2 separate regions of the Mus musculus genome follow, and region 2 is linked to region 1. Evidence: chromatin contacts called from ENCODE Hi-C or POLR2A ChIA-PET data. All regions are on one chromosome and are shown on one strand. Each heading gives the region's core, a stretch centred on a gene start or an enhancer-like site at or near the end of the contact. The rest is flanking DNA. Distances are from core to core; before and after follow the strand shown.

What was found. A loop is a pair of places that touch in the nucleus more often than their neighbours do. ChIA-PET counts read pairs that join two places held with the same protein, here RNA polymerase II (POLR2A).
Region 2: a loop to region 1 is called in a map of heart, with 4 times the contacts of the local background. The contact joins the promoter of Ifit3 here to the promoter of Ifit2 in region 1. A Hi-C loop is called at or near these places in 5 of 37 maps with a recorded cell type or tissue (gastrocnemius, heart and v-Abl transformed pro-B cells). POLR2A ChIA-PET finds 5 or more read pairs at or near these places in 1 of 5 experiments (Patski).

The regions. Positions count from the first base shown.
Region 1 is chr19:34,546,457-34,554,320 of GRCm38, reverse strand. It overlaps Ifit2 (interferon-induced protein with tetratricopeptide repeats 2), which reads right to left and starts at 3,627. Exons shown (of 3, transcript NM_008332.3): 1 at 3,299-3,627.
Region 2 is chr19:34,579,158-34,587,021 of GRCm38, reverse strand. Ifit3 (interferon-induced protein with tetratricopeptide repeats 3) reads right to left here and starts at 3,493. Exons shown (of 2, transcript NM_010501.2): 1 at 3,418-3,493. The coding sequence starts at 3,422.

The sequences.
Region 1 (7,864 bases), core at 2,378-4,877:
CCACTGGCTGCTCTTCCAGAGGATCTAGGTTCAATTCCTACTGCCCTCATGGCAGCTCACAATTGTCTATAGCTCCAGTCCCAGGGGATCTGGCACCCTTCTCTGGCCCCTGAGGGCATTAGGTGTGCACACAATGCATAGACATACATTAAGATAAAAAACTTGTACACAGAAAATAATAATTTTAAAAAGATGTACCAGAAGTACCTTTTCTACCTTACAAGTATGGGGTAATTTCAATCTGCCCAGAACCAACATGTTTATAAAATTCTTTATAGCCAAAGCCACTTCAGCTCAACATACTGTACAAATGAACAGGGTGGAGTCAAGAGCTCATGCTCTGACCTGTAGTGCCATCACTGTTTCCTGTAGTCACAATGAAATCTCTGCACACTGCAGACAGCCTTTATTTGAAGCATCTGACATACCTAGGCATAAAATCAAGTCAACCGGTAGCCCTGGAGCTGAGAGAGCAAGTAAGATGAACATTTGGGAAAACATCTATACTTTAAAGGAGTCTAGCGTTACAGGAATAACTCCCACAATGTGACAGCCAGATCAGCAGAAATGAAAGTGGATTGTTAGCTTTCTAATTCCCAGACTTCTTTATTACTGCTATGTGATAGTGTGGAAAGAGAAACAGAAACTTAAAGGAATTTTGTCTCATGTGCTTGTAGGAGCTGCCTAGGCAGTTTCTGCAAGGCTCTTGTTTCATTGCTTAGATTATCAGACGTTTTAAGTCCACAGGGTAGGCAGTAAGGCTGACAAAATGGGGAGAGTAAGGACAGCCTGGTATGTCTCTAGACTAGAACCCAGGGCAGCTCCTACGGCCCCCAACATCTCCTGCAAAGCTGAACCTTCATCATGGAGCTAAGCACATACCTGGACCAGAGTGTGGAGATGTTAAAGGACCCAGAGGAATGAGAGGCAGTTACAGGTCTGCTGCATCAGGGAGGGGAGCAGGGAGAGGAACACAATGTGCTAGAAACTACAGAAATGCTTGCTCCCTGCTTCCTAGCGTAAAGGTAAAAATGGCTACTTCTTTTTCACACTGCAAATCGAAGGGCATTCCGGGGAAGCACTGAGATTAGCCAGATTGACACATGTGCCCCAGCTGTGCTTCTGTTCTAACCCAGGCACTGCCCTGTGAGCCTTGCAAGTGCCTTCCAACACAGAATGCCTTTCGAATGTGAAACGGATGTTGAGTAATACAATACATACTTTATTTCTGGAAGGATGGCCAAAGAAATAACGCCAACATTGTCCTCTAATAATAGCAGCAGCTGTCAACAAATCAAATCCTTCTGCATCTATGAGTGATCTCAGAGAGAAAACGCCATGAAACTGCATCTTAGCAGTGCCCATCTCTCTCTCTCTCTCTCTCTCTCTCTCTCTCTCTCTCTCTCTCTCTCTCTCATCTGAGCCTGCTGCCCATCTTTTTGTTCCTTGTCAAGACTCAAAAATCTCTTTACCCGATTTCAGTTATCAGTAAGCAGGATTACTTGTTAAACCCATGGAACAAGATTGAAAATCTTAAGGGACAGACATCAGTCAAAAGCATTTTTCAAAACAAGTAAATAAATACCCTTCATATCAGAATCATGATACTATAAAAATGCATCTTGCGCTTTTCAGACATCAGGTACAGAAGGCTGTCTTTGATTGGTGTGTTCCTTTTTCAGAATTGAGCAGGGTAGAGATGTAAACATCTCCCTTTGTAGAAGCACACAAAGTTCCCTCGAGTGCCATAGACAAAGTCTGTCATTGCACCTCTCCATCAAGGTCATTTGTCTCCTCTAGCTATCCCCAGATGATTGACAATGGTGATATCCTCATATATTTATCATTTTCTTCTGAGCATTAAAAACTGAGTTTACCATGTTCTCTAGCACAAGCAACTGACAGCAGCAAGTATACAGATATTCTTCTAGAAGAATGCAAGACCAGAGACAGCCCTTTACTTTAGAACCGTTTTCATTGTTAAATTAAAGTACATCTCAAAGGAAAACTACTGAACTCTTTTAAACAGCGGCAAAGCAAACAACCATGTGTGTCCCTGCTTTAGCAGTCACGAGTAGTTACTAGCCCTCATGTTTCAAGCATCCCAGGAATTTGAACCATGGCCATCATGATGTTCTGGACCCTGTTAAGGGCCAAATAATAAATATTTTCTCTGGCTTTGTGAGCAACTAGTCCAGTCTGCTGTTGCAGCGTAAGAGAGCACCTGATCCAATAAAACTTCATTTATAGAAGCAAATAGCAAGCTGGCCTCCGGGTGGCAGTTTGTTAACCCTTGTTCTATGACCCTGTGTATTTTTCATGCTCAGAGTATCTTGATGGTCCTATCTCCTCCTGCATGGTCTTTTCAGCCACTGCCTTACTCTTTTGAATAGCACACTTCTCAGGGTGCCAACGTGTTCTAATTTTTCCTTCTGTTGTCTCGGAGTCTTTGTTAACATTTTACTGAAGTATAAGTGTGATTCAGGCGCATGGCCTCCTGAGCAGTTGCTGTCCTGATGCTATTTACACTGCTTGCTTTCAGCACTCCCAAATACTTTCCTCATGAGGACACAAATACCTCATTGTGCCTTCTTCATCTCTGAACTGCACCCTAATTTGAGATTCCCAGTCCCTACTTCTAACGTTTACCTCTCTTCTTCCTTTACCAACATTTAAATCCAGAAAATATTTTAGAAAGAAGAAAGAAAGAAAGAAAGAAAGAAAGAAAGAAAGAAAGAAAGAAAGAAGGAAGGAAGGAAGGAAGGAAGGAAGGAAGGAAGGAAGAAAGAAAGAAAGAAAGAAAGAAAGAAAGAAAGAAAGAAGAGAGAGAGAGAGAGAGAGAGAGAGAGAGAGAGAGAGAGAGAAGGGGGGCAGGGAGAGGGCGAGGGAGGGGGAGGGGGGGGAAGAAAGAAATTCATTGTGTCCACTCTATCTCCACAGAGAGGAATTCCTACATCAGCTGTCATTTTAAAACACCAAACCTGAGGAACACAGGGAGGTTGGGGAGGGGGAGAGACCATTACACAATAACATGTTAATAGACTTACAGAGTTGAGAGGTTGTGGGACATTAAAAAGGTTTCTGTAATTTCTGGTGCATTCCTTCTCAAATAAACAACCGGAAGTAAAAAAAAAAAAAAGCTGTTTTTGAAAGCCTTTGAGTGAGCTGAGGGTGGGTTCTGGATAAAAGAGTGACTAGATATATAGCTTAGGACCCAGAGTCCACCACGCGCCCCTAGTGGACAGCCCAGGAAAACAAAAGTTGCGTCCACCCACATTTAAGAGCGACGACCACCTACCTCTAAGTCTCATCTTGGTGCATCTTGCTGATGGGTAAAAAAGCATTAACTGCAGAAGGCCAGAACTTGCTTTTCGGCAGAATGGACGCTGGCGAAGGGTGCGTGGCCAATGACTCCTGACTGCCGGGTGCCGGATGTAACCCCTACCCACACTTGGTGCTTTGAGGGATCTACTACTAGACAGGGCTACTCATTAAAAATATCTTGCTTCACTCTCTTTCCTACATATTTGCAGCGTTAGTCGGGTGTGGCTGGAATACCTTAGTCCTTTGGGGGACTCCCCGCTGTTTCCTAAAGTGAGCTCCATCTCGCTGGGTCCCCACATCACTAAGGGCGGGAAACTGCACTCACCCAGGCAACCTGGCTCGACTACAGCTCCCAGGGAGCTTTGTTTTGGGGTGGTACTCCATCTTAGCGCTGCTTCCTCCCACTGTGTCCTGCTATTGTCGCCAGAGGGTGCCCTTCTCCGCCGCTTTTAGCTTTATTATCCCTAGATGCTAAATTTGAGAGTTTGCAGCAGAAATACTTCCGGAATTGGGAGAGAGACGGTTTTATCCATTCTTCCAGGAAGCTCCCATGAATTTTCCAGCCTCTGGGTCTTGGTGCTCCAGCCCAGCTCTAGCATAGAATTCTCCTTGCACAATGCAAGACCAGACAGGATCCTTTTCTGTCCTTTCCTATTTTTAATGTTTACTGATGTTGCTAACTGAAGCGGATTAATTCGCAGACTGTAATATTCTGGACAGCAGAGATAATACCTAGTTGATTCTTAGAGGATGGTTCACTCATTTCCAGTTTCCTAATAGTCCATCTTAGTGAGGGACATGATCCTGAATTGAATTCCTGGATTTAAATTGAAATTGAGACTCAACTGGCTTAGGGGAGATGACTTCAGGGGCTTATATCACTTGACTTTAAGCCCTAGGATCTGAGCTGGGATGGGATTTTAATCCCAGGGAAAGTAAAAATCGACTCCTGCAAGTGGTCCTCTGACCTCCGTGTGGCACCCTTGATAAATGGATGGATGGATGATAGATAGATAGATAGATAGATAGATATAGATCCAGATAGATGGATAGAATGAAAGATAATGACATTCAAAGTCCTTTAAAAGAAAGTGAGGTTCCAAGGCTAGGATGTAGCTCAGTGACAGAGCTCTTGCCCATGACACTGGCTTCTGTCCCTAGGACTGAAAGGAGATAGGGGATGGGGAAAGGAAGAGTTTTAGCAGTGAACTGTCATTCTAAGGATCCATCATACCCCTCCCTGTTGCCTGGTGGTTAAACACTTCGGTCTTGTCAATTTAGTTTCTCTTCTAAATTGAGTCCCCCCCCCTCCCCCTCCCCCTCCCCCTCCCTCTCCTCCTCCTTCTCTTCACAGGCGATGAGACATTTTAATCTAATAGTGGTACTTAACACTACACAGGGAGTCACAGCTCCCAGAGGATCCCTAAAGGCCAAAGGAAGATCCAGAAATATCTAGAGTTGCTGGTCCCCTGCCTGTGGGAACAGGGGTCAGAAGGTGGCAAAGCAGGGGCCTTCCTGTCACTCATAGATCCAGTCCTGTGCACAACTCTTGAAGTCCACCAGCTCCTTGGGCTGAAACCACAAGCTGGGCTCTCTACAGAACCATTCTTACCAACTTGGATGCAAAAGTCTCCTCGGATGGTCACAGGCTTAGAGTGAGTGGGGTTGGTCTCTGTTAGCATCACCGAGACTGTCTTCACAACATTCAGTCCCTCCCAGACCACAGCACACATGACCAACGGTGAGTGTACCTTCATTACCATCAGGCCTGGTGGGCTCCAGCGGGAGCTTGTGGGAGAGATCATCAATCAATTTGAACAGAAGGGATTCCTCCTGTTGGTATGAAATTTGTGCGGGCTTTGGAGAACCTTCTCAAAGAGCGCAGCGTTGACTCGAAGGACCAGGACCGTCATTTCTTTGTAGGATATTTCTACAGGACCCCTTTCCTGGCAGGCAAACACAATGCTGCTCGTCTTATAAGTACAATTGTATTTATTGTCCCACTCTGACCCCCAAGCCATTCTTTATGGTTTTAAGAGAGGAATGTAATCACCGTACTGTGGGGAGAGATTCAGCTTCTTGTCAAGGGTTCTTAAAAAGCTTTTCCCAGCCGGGCTTGGTGGCACACGCCTTTAATCCCAGCACTCGGGAGGCAGAGGAAGGCAGATTTCTGAGTTCGAGGCCAGCCTGGTCTACAAAGTGAGTGCCAGGACAGCCAGGGCTACACAGAGAAACCCTGTCTCGAAAAACAAAAGCAAACAAACAAACAAAAACAAAAACAAAACAAAACAAAAAAAGCAAAAAAGCTTTTTCCTTGCTAGACTGTGTGACTCATAGGGAGATAGTTTAACGTGAGTGATCTAAGAAGACTCTCACTGAGTCAAGAGGGGCGGGAACTAGTAGGGATATAAGGCTAATGAGAGCAGAAGTAATAACATAAGAAGATAGGTCAGAGGAAAGTCTAAATGAAACTGAGGGCAGTGAAATATGGGGAGAATATGTTCAAAGTACAGTGATTCGTTCATGAAAATCGCCTTATGTCGCCCTGTATAATCCTTTTTAATTAAAATAAATTTACTCAGTAGAGAATATATAGCAATATATAAAGCAAGAAGAAAAAAAATCCAAAGTCAAGACAAAAATAAAAGCACACGAGAGTGAGAATGACCAGCCTTGGAACAAGGTCAATCAGATGCATAACTAGAGGCCAAGAAGTAAAAGATGAGGCCAGGGTATGTAGCTCAGTGGTTAGGAGCTAGGGTGGCTCTTCCTGAGGAGCTGCTTTCAATTCTCAGTTCCCACAAGGTGGCTTCACTTCCAGGGACTCTGGCGCCCTCTTCTGGCCTCTGTGGGTACAAAGCGCTCATATGAATCACAGACATAACATATTGGCAAAACGCATACACAGAATAATAATTTAAGGCCGGGTGTGGTGGCGCCCACCTTTAATACCAGCACTTGGGAGGCAGAGGCAGGCGGATTTCTGAGTTTGAGGCCAGCCTGGCCTACAGAGTGAGTTCCAGGACAGCCAGGGCTATACAGAGAAACCCTGTCTCAAAAAACCAAATAAATAAATAAACAAATAAACAAACAAACAAACAAATAAAAGGCGAAATCAGGTGAGATTAGATAATGAGTGACCCCCCAAACTTCTAAAATATATCAAAGTAGGAGATTCAAGCCATAACCAGGAGAAACTCAAAAATGTTTAGTTACCAGGTTTATCAATAGGAAAGCCTTCTTTCCCCCTCCCCCACCCAAACACACCATTTAATCTGTCTTCACCCCCCCCACACACACCACCACTCCAGAGATACTGTTCTTTAGAGCTAAGGTCTAGGTAGGCCCCTAACATTCATGAGTTACAGCCAGGTCTGGTGTTCCTGTTTCCCACTTACAGTACTGCGGACATTGTGGAGGATGATTGAGAAGGAGCCAAGGGGAAATTAAGGTGGTTTTTGTTTTGTTTTGTTTTGTTTTTTTTTTTTTTTTGGCCCTGACATTCTGCTGTTTGTTTTGTTCACAAAGAACAGTTCCAGGAAAAAAAGAATGAGGGGTGTTATGAAACAATGCGAAGCACTTACTGGCTGTTCCCACCTGTACCTTCTCTACCAACAGTAACATATTCATGTGCCTTACCTTGGCTCAATGACTGTGACTGTACCTCTCTATAGTTAGTGGCTTGGCAATTTTGTGTTGGTCCCTTCCTAAAACGTAATTGTGAAATGAGAAGAAATCCTAGACTCCAATTTATTAGGCTACCTGATGAAATATGATCAAAGGGTTTACAATTGCTTTAATGGAATTTACTGGAATGGTGATGGAAATATGTTTAGTATTTGAAATTAAGATGCTGTATTTTTTAATTGTATTATTACAATGTTTCTTAGACAGTCCTCATCTGAGAACCTACTATTGTATAGATCTCTCTGAACAAGGCTTGACTCTTACATAAGCCCCAAAGATGTCAGTCTGCTAGTCTGTGGACCACTCTGCCAAGATTTGTTCAACCCATGGCCCAGGCAGCCATGAATGTGGTTCAACCCAACATCATGACTTACTTAAAACACAAGGTGTGTGTGTGTGTGTGTGTGTGTGTGTGAGAGAGAGAGAGAGAGAGAGAGAGAGAGAGAGAGAGAGAGAGAGAGGCACACAGAGACAGAGACAGAAAGAGATGACCAGAGAGAGACTTTGATTTTCATAACTTGATTATATTGTTCTGGAATGATAACTTTGTGAATGATGTCATGTTTCAGTGTCAAACATTTGTGCTCCTCAGTTAGTCTCATGATATTAAAAGAATGGAGATATGATGAAGGTATGAAGAAACCCAGGCATACTTGGAAAAATTTGAGATCCAAACAGGGAAAACAATTATTGAAATTCCATGATCATCATAGGGATGGATGGGAGTGGTGTGCAAGCACATAAGTGTATGTCTTAGCGGTGGGAGATCTTAGCGGGTGCCAAAAGGAAATGGAGAGGCAGCGAGAACAGCTTGACCACTGAGTCCAAGCCTATGTGGAGACCAGCGGGGAAA
Region 2 (7,864 bases), core at 2,244-4,743, 33 kb before region 1:
CCACAAATCTTGTGTAACTTGTGATGTTTAATTTTGCATGGTAACTGGATGGAGCCTCAGGACATTGAAAAATTAACCACCTTTTTTTGGGTGTCGGAGTCATGACAATGTGAGCCATGTACTCTTGGAGATGTTTATTTTCTGCCTCTCCTTTCTAATGGCCAATTTCTCAGACCTGAAACTCCAATTAAACATTCCACTTTAAGTCTGCACCCTTTCCTCTCTTCCACCTGACATACATTTGTGGTAGTTCCCATGAACAGATTCACACAGCCAGTGCAGGAGGTTTTTCCTACACTGAAGGAATGGAAGCCTTGCTGGGGACTACTTCATCCACAAGTAAGTATTACTCCCTTTTCAGCATGTATATAACAAATCTGTGGTCCTTTTCAACCGGTTCTATACCCATGACCCTTCTTAGCCTTGCCTTAGATTTATTGATTCAAGAATCTTGAATTCCCTGCAATTTTGCACTTTAATCATCTGCAAAAGCTGCTTATGATTCAGGACAGAAACATAGTATAATTTCAGAGGTTGTCATTCTTTATCCCTGTTCTAATTTACAAGGTGGCAGGTGCACCTCAGAAAGAAGAGGACCCTGATACTGTGCTTCCCACCTCTGATAAAACAGATTTCAATACTTAGCATGGTCATGGACGTTCCCAAGCCCAGCACTCAGGAGTGGAGTGGCGCAGAAGTCAGCTGATCTGTGTACATTTGAGGCCAGCCAAGGTGACATGAGGAGCCTCTGACTCAGAAAAGAGAAAAGAAAGGAAGGAATTTCATGTTTTCTGAGACATAATCACTAGGTGGAGCTTTAGATTACAGAATTATCCTTGAGCACTCTTGAAGAGGAATCAGAAGGACATGAAGATAACTACAAAACAGCAACCCACAAATTATTTGTTTAGCTGAGCTAGAACTCTAGGTGTTGTCTTCTAGGTGTCTGCTCTCCTGAGACAGACTGTTGAGAAAGAGGAGTGATCCATGCATCTTCAAGGCCTTGACTGACTTCAGCTCTTCCCTGCCTCTGCCCTTACACAGATTGAGTATAAAGGAGAAAGATGCTGTGTCAGCTAATTTCCACTCTCAATCTGATGGGATGTATAATTACCATAGAAACACACCTTTGGGTATGTCTAGGAAGTTTGTCAAAAACATTTAACTTTACAGTACAAGTCTTCCAAAGTGTGGGTGGCATATCACCCTGAGCCAGGGTCCACGATTAAATTAAAAAAAATAAATAAAATAAAGCAAGCTGGGCGCCGGTATTTTCCTGCCTCTGCTTCCTCACTAACCACAGTGAGAGCAGCATGTGCTGTTACCACCATGCATTCACTGCGTGATCGTCCCCCCAAACATCTAAGCTGACATAAATTAACATTTTCTTCCTTAAGTTGCTTTCATCGGGTCTCTTATAATAGCATCCTAAGCAATGTAACTAACACAGAGAGACAGACATAATGCACAATTTGGTTAACCTGGGTTATGGGAAATTTAGACATAGGAACATTTACTGTCTAGACACTAAAAGACCAAAACAGGCAAAGCTGTACCTAGAACAAGAGCTTTTCATGAGACTTTACAGGAGGTTCTTATCCAGAAGGGGCCAGGTGCCTTCCCAGGTCCTTTATTTACCCCATTCTTCAATATCTAACATTCCTGGGGAAGAACAGCTCAAGCTACCTCTGGTATCACAGAATGCAGTGATATAGACACCTGGCCAGCATAATCTAGAGGGTCCAGCTAGAACCTGCTTTGATTGGTAGCTCTATATTCAGCCAAACAGAAAACACATCAAAGTCTCTTGTTCAGCTTGCCATTAATGTTCTACACATGTCAGTTTTCTGGTCAACCACACTCAGAACTAATACTGATCTTCTCAGAGGCCCATTCTATGGGAAGGAGCAAGCTGATGTAGTTGGAGGTGCATGATTGTCATCCCCTGTGATTCCAACCTGAACCTTGCTAACCCTTGTTACCCGTGGAGTTGAGGGTAGGGAAGACTGTCTTTTTTCTTAGCTTCCACAGTAGCTAATAACATCAGCCTTCCCTCAGCCAACAAGGCTTGTATCCTTCCATGATAAATATTTGTCAGAAACATTAGCCCTTCCTCTTAGTTCTCTCTGAGTCTCCTCTAATGGCAGGTATTGTTTCAGTTAACAAAAAATTCACTGTCTGGAGATATGGCTCAACAGTTAAGAGCACTTGTTGCTCTTCCAGAGGTCCTGAGTTCAATTCCCAGCAACCACATGGTGGCTCACAACCATCTGTAATGGGATCTGATGCTCTCTTCTGGTTTGTCTGCAGACACCCAAAGTGTATGCATATATACAAAATAAATAAATCTCTTTAAAAACATCAGAAATACTATGATTACTCTTTACTTACAATACAATGCACTTATTTTAATGATTTGTGTACACTGGGTCTCAGCAATTGTTTATGCCCATGTGCCCACCCACACTCCTTATAGGTTATGTATGACATCCCTGAGATTCCTGTGTGTATCTTCATATTCTACCCTTACCATCTCTAGGTAACCATTGTTCTGCTTTCATAGCTACAAATTAAACAGAGTTTGAATTTAAGGGGAAATGTGTTTTTGCTTGTCCTGCAGCCTTAGATACTAGAAAAAAAACTTTAACCTTTGAGATTTTGTGGCATATGAGAAATTAAAAAAAAAAACCCAATTTAAATAAAACCCCTGCTCATCTGTGAGAACTATTTCTTAAAACCTCAATCATGAAGTGGTCATAGTTTTCACAAACATGAACTGAGCTTGCAGTACTGTTTCCAACTCTTACACTAGCTGCTGGCGAAGGATTGGTTCCTTTGAAAAAGCACACACACAGACACACAAACATAGAGACACATACATACATCGCATACAAACACATAGCAACACACATGCAAACACACACACAGATACACATAAACAATGAGACACACACATACAGACACACATACAGACACACATACAGAAAAACACAACAAACTCACACACATGGAAACACAGACAGACAGACAGACAGACAGATAGACACACACACACACACACACACACACACACACACACACACACACACACAACTTTCTATTGTCTTGATCACTTTTAATAAAACACCAAAAAATCCCAGAAAGAGTGACTCCTCTAGTGCTAGCTTTGAGTCAAACTTTGTGCTTCAGTGGACCTACCCGTGTCTATCAATATTCTCCAGGGGCATCCAGTGAGCAGTTTTAGAAACTGCAGTGTCTTGCACATTTACACAGAGAAATAATGAAAAAGGTCCAATAAAAAAAAGCCATGCTCATGCAAGTGATTTCAATCTACAAGCAAGCAGACAACTTAAGACTCTGCTGTGCAGTGATCAGCTCAGTTTATCATTTAATTGGAGAAGCAGAGATTGCACTGACCTCATGATGGTGATCTGTTTCTGTGCTGCTGGGAAAAGCTGGGTGTGGGCTGAGCAGTTCAGAAATCTCAGTCCACTCTAAGTGGAGACTCAGAGGATTATATAAGGGGGCAGTGGGGGGGGGGGTGAATCAGCTGGTGCTCTGCTGCTTCTAAGGACTCAGTGTTTGTGAAAGGGAAGAGGAAAGTAGAAACTGAAACAGACTTAAAATCAACCAGAAGAGGAAAGTGAAACTTACCACTGAGACCTTCTATGTCCTGGCCACAGCATTGGATAAGCTCTGGACTCTGCCTCTGGTGTCAGAGGGTGGCGAGGCATTTCCTCCAGCCTGACAGTCCCTCTGGGAGGAAAAGAGTGTTTTCCACAGTCTCTAGTGCACTCTGCAGAGGTTTCTGGGGCCACACGAAAGAAACTATTCTAAAATATTTTGAAAGAAGTGATAGTGAGTTCCCTCTCTGAGTTCCCTTGTGGTACACAGGTTTCAATCCAGCTTTTAATGACTACGTCCATGTGACTAGCTCTGGAGTTTTGCCAGAGTCTAATCAAACCAATGTTTTCATTTTATTCTACATTGAATTCAAGTAGCAAAACACCAGGGGGATTCGCTGTGCTGTTTCACACCTAGAGGTCTGTGGTGATCATTTACTTTACACCCAGTCCCTGAATAGAATTGGTAACATGTGCATCACTGCTTCCTGGGTGGGAGAACAAATATGTGACTAAGTGAAAGACTTCTGCTTTGAGTTATGAAGTCATGCATGAGTAGAAGGAGGTATGGAGGACCAATCCTTAGGTATGGATTGGGTGCTTAGCTTCATGATTTCCTTAAAGCGTGGCTTTCACTGCTCATTTGCTAAGCATGGCATGAACCTAGTCAGCTGTGGAATTCTGGGTCCTTCTTTCACTTAGCAACTTGAGATTGTTAATGGCATAAGAGGTAAGCACATACCTGCTAGACCCACTGTGTTTGCCTTAAGCCTAAACTTTGGAAGCCTCAGGTAGCAAAGCCACAGAAAGGATACAATTTTCATTGGTCTCATTTCCTTCAGTGGTTCAGAGCACAATGCCTGATTTTGGTCTAGTGGGACTTGGAATGCTAATGTACAAGCCCAAGGAGGATGGGCCTGCATCCTTCTGCTTCTTTGCTCTAATGGATAGAAATATGTACTCACTGATAAGTGGATATTAGCCCAGAAACTTAGTATACCTGAGATATAAGATACAATTTGCAACACACATGAAACTGAAGAAGAACGAAGACCAAAGTGTGGACACTTTGCCCCTTCTTAGAATTGGAAATAAAACACCCATGGAAGGAGTTAGAGAGACAACGTTTGGAGCTGAGACAAAAGGATGGACCATCTAGAGACTGCCATATCCAGGGATCCATCCCATAATCAGCCTCCAAACGATGACACCATTGCATACACTAGCAAGCGTTTGTTGCAAGGACCGTGATATAGCTGTCTCTTGTGAGACTAGGCCAGGGCCTAGCAAACACAGAAGTGGATGCTCACAGTCAACTATTGGATGGATCACAGGGCCCCGAAAGGAGGAGCTAGAGAAAGTATCCAAGGAGCTAAAGAGATCTGCAACTCTGTAGGTGCAACATTATGAACTAACCAGTACTCTGGAGCTCTTGACTCTAGCTGCATATGTATCAAAAGATGGCCTAGTCGGCCATCACTGGAAAGAGAGGCCCACTGGACAGGCAAACTTTATATGCCCCAGTACAGGGGAATGCCAGGGCCAAAAAAATGGGAATGGGTGGGCAGGGGAGTGGGGGGAGAGGGTATGGGGGACTTTTGGGATAGCATTGAAAATGTAATTGAGGAAAATATGTATTAAATAATAATAATAATAATAATAATAATAAATAGAAAACTGTGTGCTGGACCTCTGTGCCGTGTGTCTTGATATTAGAGATGTTGCTTTAGTAGTTCAGAAAAGATCTGATCATCAGAAGTGGTTAAGCCAGAAAAAGGGCACACTGACCCAATTGTTTCCTTTTGAAGAATATAGGAGATTGTGTTTGACTTGGTGGTTAGTTGATTGATTGACTGACAGATCAATTGATTTTCTCTCTCTTTTCCTTTTTCTGTTTCTTTCACTCTCTGCTTTGTGTGTGTACACATATGTGTGTGTGCATGCATGCTTTCCCCTCCATGTTTGTGTGTGTGTGTGTGCATGCATGCTTGCCCATGGGTGTGTGTGTGTGTACTTCTGCAGAGAGGACAAAAGAGGGCATAATCTCTCAACCCTTAAGCTGGAATTACAGGTGATCGAGCTGCTCAGCTTGGGTGGTGGAATCTAGACCCAGGTCGTCTTGACTAATTAGACATCTCTCTAGCCCTACCTAGAATCTAACATAACAGATATTTTCTACCATAGTAAGATGAGCTCTGCATATTCTTGGTTCTTGTTTTATTCTAGTTCTTGCCTCAAGATCACATTTTATTCTGTCCTGTATTAGTAGCAATTATTATTATTAGTCATCATTAATAATTCCCCCATTATTGGAATAAATTAAACTTATTGTAGTAATGTTAAAATCTCTCCTTTTAAAAAATATGTAAAAGTGAATCGTTCACTTCAAAAGAATAGAAACATTTAAAAGCAAAGGTATATGTGAGAACTCTACTCTTTTGAGAATATTATCTCAGGTTGGGATCTTCTCTATCTTCTTTTAGCTGGACATGTTTGTAATTTCCCATTATACACTTCCATATGTTTAAGAGAAGATGAGTCACAGGATACATAGTCATAGTTTGGCACTTCCACAATGTTTTCAATTTTGATAAAGAAGTGCATCTCTCTTTTTAAAATAATTATTTAATACTTTTATGTATATGAGTACACTGTAGCTATCTTCAGACACACCAGAAAAGGGCATCAGTTCGCATTATAGATGGTTGTGAGCTACTATGTGGTTGCTGGGAATTGAACTCCGGACCTCTGGAAGAGCAGCCAGTGCTCCTAACCACTGAGCCATCTCTCCAGTCCTCAGGTGCATGTCTTGAACATGAAGCTATAAACACCACTACAAACACCCGGCCTTGCTTCAGAAATAGTTGTGCTCAGTTGAAGAAGGCAGCAAATTGCCTGTCTTATTTAGATACATGCAGTAGCAAGGTTTAGCAAAGATTTATCTTGCTCAAAATCAAGCATCTGAAGGTCATGTCATGTATCCTCCACCCCTTGGTACTGTTTTCTGAGCTAAGTATTAACGAAGGAAAAGAGTTTCTTTGCTGGCTGCCCCATTGGCACAAGGTAACAGCATGAAGTCAGGAACCAAATTTCCTCTAGATACTCTTTACGATAACAGACCCAAAGCTATAGCATGTGGGACGTCATCTTAGCCAAAGGAATTTAAAGAGCCATGATGAAGAGTTAGCTATCTGTGCTCTCATGTTCACTGTAACATTATTCAAAATAGTCAGATTACAGCACCAAATTAAATGTCCATCAATGTATGAATGTATAAAGAAAATACTGTGTGAATGTAATACATATGTACAAGCACATAGACATGTGCTCATACACAAATGGATACTCAAGCAGACAGACAGAAGTACACACACACACACAATGGAAAAGACAAGCACATGCATGATGGAAAACACGGCACACACACAAACATACACACACACACACAAACTGGAATACTACCACATCTTTATAACTGAGTACAAATTACTATTTCTATAAAAGATTTATTTTAATATGTCTTTTTATAGTGTCTCTGTGTGTGTGTGTGTGTCTGTCTGTCTGTCTATCTGTCCACAAGTGTACGGATATTTCCAGAGACCAGGAAGGCCATTGAAGTCCCTGGAACTGGACTAGCAATAGTTGTGAGCCACCTGCTATGTGTGCTAGGAACTGAACTAGAAGAACGGGAAACTCTCCTAACTTTGGAATCATCCCTTCAGCCTACTAAACTTAAAGACAGAGACTACTGGAAAGGGAAGCAGAGAGGCTTTCTAAGGGCTGTTGATTAGATTATCATCAGTGCAAATAGTTGAGAGCATTATGCAGCCAGTCCTGCACTGCAAGGATCTCAGAAATTTCCAGCCTCAGGGTGGAACATAATTTCTGTTAAAAAAAAAAGATTCATCCAACAGAAAATGTGGTACATTTACTCAATGGAGTATTACTCAGCTATTAAAAAGAATAAATTTATGAAATTTCTAGGCAAATGGATGGACCTGGAGGGCATCATCCTGAGTGAGGTAACCCAATCACAAAAGAACTCACATGACATGTACTCACTGATAAGTGGATATTAGCCCAGAAACTTAGAATACCCAAGATACAAGATACAATTTGCTAAACGCATGAAACTCAAGAAGAACAAAGACCGAAGTGTGGACACTTTGCACCTTCTTAGAATTGGGAACAAAATACCTATGGAAGGAGTTAGAGAGACAAATTTTGGAGCTGAGACAAAA